Linked DNA regions of Homo sapiens: region 2 is linked to region 1. Evidence: chromatin loops called from intact Hi-C (ENCODE). Cell type or tissue: psoas muscle. All regions are shown on one strand. Each heading gives the region's core, and the rest is flanking DNA. Links, peaks and the distances in the headings are about the cores only. Region 1 overlaps PTPN14 (protein tyrosine phosphatase non-receptor type 14). Region 2 overlaps PTPN14 (protein tyrosine phosphatase non-receptor type 14).

Region 1 (2,812 bases), core at 311-2,810:
TTTGTAGTTTAATCATGAAAATTGATATATTTTTATATAGGATTTTTATAACTTACCAAAGCAGTTCTGTGGAATATAGATCAAATTAGATATTAAGTTAAAACTGAATCATAGAAATTCAGATTATGGATAAATTGTTCTTTAGGACTTTAAAAATCTCTCTCCAGCTGTCATTTAGTTTCTAATAGTGTTCTCTGGTCCCTTAGGGATCCCAGCACTTGGGTAGGGGGTAAGGAGTGTTTAAAAAGAATATACAGGTATCATCAAATCAGTTCTGCTTTTATCTGTAATATTTCATTTGAAAATAAAGGTGCTGCTGAAAACAAGAAACAGAAAACCCACAATTTGCTATTCCATTGGAAGTTTGGGGAGCAGGGCAGGTACTAGTAACTCATTTTCCCCGAGGGGTTTCAGTGAGTTGGTATGGGTCATGAGTGAGGTCAGTGTGCAGTATAACTAGAATTCCTTGCCCCTGAGGACCTTGGCTGAACTCCCCTTGACAGAGCTGGGCTAAGCCTAACACTGGGCTAAGCCGTATCCTGTTACAGTTATAAAGTATGTTCCGCAGTGTGACCTTCTGCTCTAGAACACTTTGCACACTATTATTCCACATTTCCTCTTGGGTACCTCTCTCACCTGTTCACTGGGATCTAGTTATGCAGAAGCAATAAATACTGCAGAGCAAAAGTATTTTTGTTAGGAAATGAAGTACGTTTCTAAATCTGTGAGCACAAAACTGAAATGGAAAATTACTGAGCAAATTATAAGCTCAGGACCAAGAATGCCAGGAGAGTTTTTTTTTGTTTAGAAAAGAAACATGAAGTGTTGTTTATCTGTGGGTATGAAAAATGTATTAAAATAACACATGAGGCCGAGTGTGGTGGCTCATGTCTGTAATCCCAGCACTTTGGGAGGCCGAGGCAGGGCGGATCACCAGAGGTCGGGAGTTCGAGACCAGCCTGACCAACATGGTGAAACCCTGTCTCTACTAAAAATACAAAATTAGCTGGGCATGGTGGCGTGTGCCTGTAATCCCAGCTACTCGGGAGGCTGAGGCAGGAGCATCGCTTGAACCAGGGAGGCGGAGGTTGCGGTGAGCTGAGATCGCACCATTGCACTCCAGCCTGGGCAACAAGAGCGAATTTCCGTTGCGAAGTAAATAAATAAATAAATAAATAAATAAATAAATAAATAAATAAAAAAAATAAAATAGCACATGATAACTGTTCTGAAAAGCACTTTTCCTCCCCCATCTTAATTTGATAATGTCAGTCTTGTCTAAGTACCTTTTCTCCTGGAGTGGATTAATTGGAACACTATTTTTTTAGACTCTTGAATTACTGCAGATTTTCTGACCAATTGTTATTCCTCTCCTTAATGGTACTTAGTTTGCTTCAGAAGATTTGAATTAAATTTTGGTTTTGGTGTCATCTTTCACATGTCCTTTTTATTCCTTCAGTGTTGATTTTTAAACCACTGTCCCCCTACTTGTAATAGCTACAGTAATAGGTAATTATTAGGCATTGTTATCTGGGCCAGGGACTCTGATAGTGCTTTATATACATTATCTTATTTAATCTTTTCACTGACGCCGTGACATGTAGTTACTGTTTTCATCTTACAGATGAGGGAACCAACGCTCAGAGAGTTTAAATAGTATGCCAAAGATTTTACAGTTGGCTGAAATTCAAACATAGTATTGAAATTCAGTGCTCTTTCTTCAGATCCCAAGCTTTTCACTAGTATAGTGTCTTTAGATTTTTTCACCTTAATGAGTAACTCTGTGTGTCCCTTTCTGGGATGATGCTGAGAGAGGAGAAAATACATCTCACCACTAATGCTGGTCCCAGTTCTCAGACAGTTGCTTCTAGGTCCAAAGTGATTTTATTGTGCAGTCATCTCTAAGACCTGTTGAGTTTCATGAGTCAAGCAAGAAGAATTCCAGGTCTTTCAGGCATCTCCTTCCCTCAGGTTCACTTGTGGTGAAGATGACACGTGGTCAGTGTTTCTAATTATACTTTGGTCTTCCTTTTCCTTGAATATTGTCAAGGAACACAACTGCCCTTCCCCCTTCTCTCCCTTCCATTCAGTAGTGTAGTGGTAACTCAGTCTTAGAAACATCAGGAGAGGCCACTCTTCCTTTAGACGTCCAAACATTTTGTTAGCTTTAGTTCTCCCTGCTTTGTTCATGTAAAGCTTCATTTATATGACCAATTCCGTGTCATCTCTTTCTACCCTTGCAAAAAAAGAGCTTAATGTTAGATGACAAGGCAACACAATAACAATGCACCACAACAGAGCATAAAGTTAAAGTTGGCTAACTTGGCAGGGTAAAAAGAAGTACATCCAGGGCTTGTTCCTATTTTGACCAAAAAGCATTAAAGTGTATTCTTATATGGCAGGAATCGCCAACCTCTCTAAGCTTGGGGAACATTAGCCTGTGTGATAGGGCTGACAACAAGATGACTGGTACAAGGAGTGAGGTAAGAAAGAGAGAGGAGGGGCCGGGTGCTGTGGCTCACACCTGTAATCCCAGCACTTTGGGAAGCCAAGGCGGGCGGATCACAAGGTCAGGAGATCGAGAGATACCATCCTGGCTAACATGGTGAAACCCTGTCTCTACTAAAAACACAAAAAATTAGCTGGGCGCCTGTAGTCCCAGCTACTCTGGAGGCTGAGGCAGGAGAATGGCGTGAACCTGGGAGGCGGAGCTTGCAGTGAGCTGAGATCGCGCCACTGCACTCCAGCCTGGGCGACAGTGCGAGACTCTGTCTCAAAAGAAAAAAAAAGAGAAAGAAAGAGAGAAGAGGAA
Region 2 (2,812 bases), core at 207-2,706, 110 kb after region 1:
GAGGATTACTCAAGGATAACAGATGTTAAGAATTGGTTTTCTTTAATGTTTTCCACTTGTTTTAACTCACAATTCTTTTATTTTAGGTCATGATTTTTTTACACAAAATCAAAATAAGCATATGACCTTTTAACTTCTCTAGATCAACAATTCTTTCAAGCTGATAGAATGCAATTGAATTTTTCTTCATATTCAGTGTATACACTATAGCATGTCTTTAACTTGTCTTTTGAAGGGAGCGTTTTGAGAAAAGTTTATTTCCTTGAAAATGCTTAGATGTGGACTCTGAATTCTTGAGTTGAGTCATTATATTATCGCAGTAATTCCTGAGTGCCTGTGTGAATATTATTTCTCTCAGTATTATGCACAATATCTCACATGTGGTCCTGGGCCCTGAAAATGTAACAGATACGTTGGGCTTTCCCCCGAGTACCAATAGATTTGTTCATGGCACTGATTTATTTATTCTTCTCCTTTATGAATGTTATCTTCCTTTTCCCTTCTTTAGAGTATAGATGTCTTTATTAGCAAAATAATTTTTCATTTACACCCTTGAAACCCTATGGGAGGCAAAGTGTTTTAAAGCTCTCTTGTGATCTTATCTTGTCCTCATTATCCAGAGAGGATGCAGAGGCTTACCTATTTTATTTGGATGAAGACAGTTTATAGGAAGTCTGATCCAATTCATGGCTTCCCCCTTTCCCCTGTCCTTTAGGTTTAAACCATTTCACCAAGAGTTTCTTACAATGAGTGAGTAAGACCAAATAACACTGTCTCTTGGCTTCCTTGCTGATAACCAGGACTTCTCATTGCTGTTTTTCACCTGCCCTCTTCTGTCTATATTTTGGCGTCAAGTTTGTTTCTCTATTAGCAGGTCTGGGAAGAAATGGAATAATGTATTAGAATATATAACGAGATGAAATAAATAATATAATCCTGAAATGATGTTTGAGGGATTAGCTATTATTGTCCTTTGACAATGCTGTTTGTGAACTGGCATAAGTCTGCTCATTTATGTCAGTTCATAAACCGTAACTTACTTATTGGTTTTTTTTAAATAAGGCAAGAAAACACAGTAAACCAATTTTGCCTTGCTGTGTATTTCTATTCCCTTGTACAAATCCCTCCCCACTGTGTTTTTCTTTAAAGCCTTAAAATGGTTGTGCTACCATGGAAAAATTTAGTTGAATTATGTATTGCCAAGAAAAGGAAAAATATTTTTAAATTGCAACTCAAAAATCAGCCAAAGGGAGACTTGGGAATATAGCACCTTTTCTTTGGTAGGCCCGAACTGCTTTCTTAGATTGATTTCAGTTCTTCATTTCTTCTGTCTTGATTCCTTTTAATTCTTGGATCCCTTTTTTTTTATTACCCCTTTGAAGATCAAGCATTGTTTGTGGCAAAGAAAATGATAGGTGAGTTATTCACCCAGCTTCAAGCTCTTGGCCAGTGCGTTTCTTCCATTGAGGGATGCTGAGAAAGTGTGACCCCTGCTGGATTTGGGTTTCTTGGTTTGATCTGAGATTCTTCTCTCAAAATAGTAACCTTTAAAATCTATAAGGCTAATAGAAATATAAGAGATTGGCTGGGCACGGTAGCTCACACCTGTAATCCCAGCACTTTGGGAGGCCAAGGTGGGTGGATCACTTGAGGTCAAGAGTTCAAGACCAGCCTGGCCAACATGGTGAAACCCCGTCTCTACTAAAAATACAAAAACTAGAAGGGCCTGGTGGCACAGCGTCTGTAATCCCAGCTACTAGGGAGGCTGAGGCATGAGAATCTCTTGAACCCGGGAGGCGGAGGTTGCAGTGAGCCGAGATTGTGCCACTGCACTCCAGCCTGGGCAATAGAGTGAGACAATGTCTCAGAAAATAAAAAAAAAAAGAAAAAAGAAATATGAGAGATTATCCTGTTCGGTGGCTTACAAACGTAAGCGTTTTGAGGGTTTTTTCCCCCGCAAATCAAAACTCTTATTTCAAACAAATTCTTACCTGGAACCTCAGTACATAAATAAAATGGAGAATGCTTGAGGTAGGGGAAGAGAGGAGCTTGATTTGACTGACGGGAAACTGAGACCGACTGAGGTTAAATGGCTTGCTCTAGATTACATTAGTGCATAACCGTCTTTCCTTTGTTGGTTCACCAAATATTTAATCCATTGAAGTTTTTTTGTTTTGTTTTGTTTTGTTTTTTTCTCTGAAAACTTGTCCCTCTTCCGCAGCATGAAGTTATTCAGGTTCAGTCTAAATAGCCATCTTTAACAGACTGTGGAAGATTCTGCACTGCGGTGGTGGGTAGACAGGGCCCTTTGCACACTTGGTTCTGCAATGGGGAAGGTCAGCAAGTGGTCTTGACAGCTACACACTCATTGTTGTGGGCCACATTTTAGATATTTAAATAGATTCACCCTGGGCTCAGCTTAACACTAACCCTGTTCCTATTTAAGGTTGATGTGGAGCTGTGAACTGGGGTCTCAGGCACAGCTATGTTGATGTGTAGGAGCTTGTGAATGGAATTTTGAGAACAAAACAGGTGTCCCCCTTATTCTCATTTCTGAGATGGGTTATAATAATTTACTTTCTCTTTCTTTCTTTCTTTCTTTTTTTTTTTTTTTTTGACGGAGTCTTGCTCTGTCGCCAGGCTGGAGTGCGGTAGCATGATCTTGGCTTACTGCAACCTCCGCCGCCCAGGTTCAACGACTCTCACGCCTCAGCCTCCCAAGTAGCTGGGACTACAGGTGCATGTCGCCACGCCCAGATAATTTTTTTCTTTTTTTCTTGGAGACGAAGTCTCAATCTGTTGCCCAACCTGA

What was found. Peaks named below come from ENCODE experiments on the same cell type or tissue, not always from the same donor. Only the 100,000 strongest peaks of a DNase experiment are listed, where the experiment ranks them.
Region 2: it touches region 1 in a loop (1.9-fold over the local background); 3 of 110 quality-filtered maps call a loop at or near these places.

The regions. Positions count from the first base shown.
Region 1 is chr1:214,494,052-214,496,863 of GRCh38, reverse strand. The region is part of intron 1 of PTPN14 (protein tyrosine phosphatase non-receptor type 14); the gene reads left to right. Among named protein-coding and RNA genes, the nearest start is that of PTPN14, 56 kb to the left of the region's middle. In psoas muscle, for the core only: no CTCF peak of the experiment used is centred there; no DNase peak of the experiment used is centred there; H3K27ac peaks cover 2,500 bases.
Region 2 is chr1:214,387,479-214,390,290 of GRCh38, reverse strand. All of the region lies in intron 11 of PTPN14 (protein tyrosine phosphatase non-receptor type 14), which reads left to right. Among named protein-coding and RNA genes, the nearest start is that of SMYD2, 110 kb to the right of the region's middle. In psoas muscle, for the core only: a CTCF peak has its summit at 1,486 (motif pointing left); no DNase peak of the experiment used is centred there.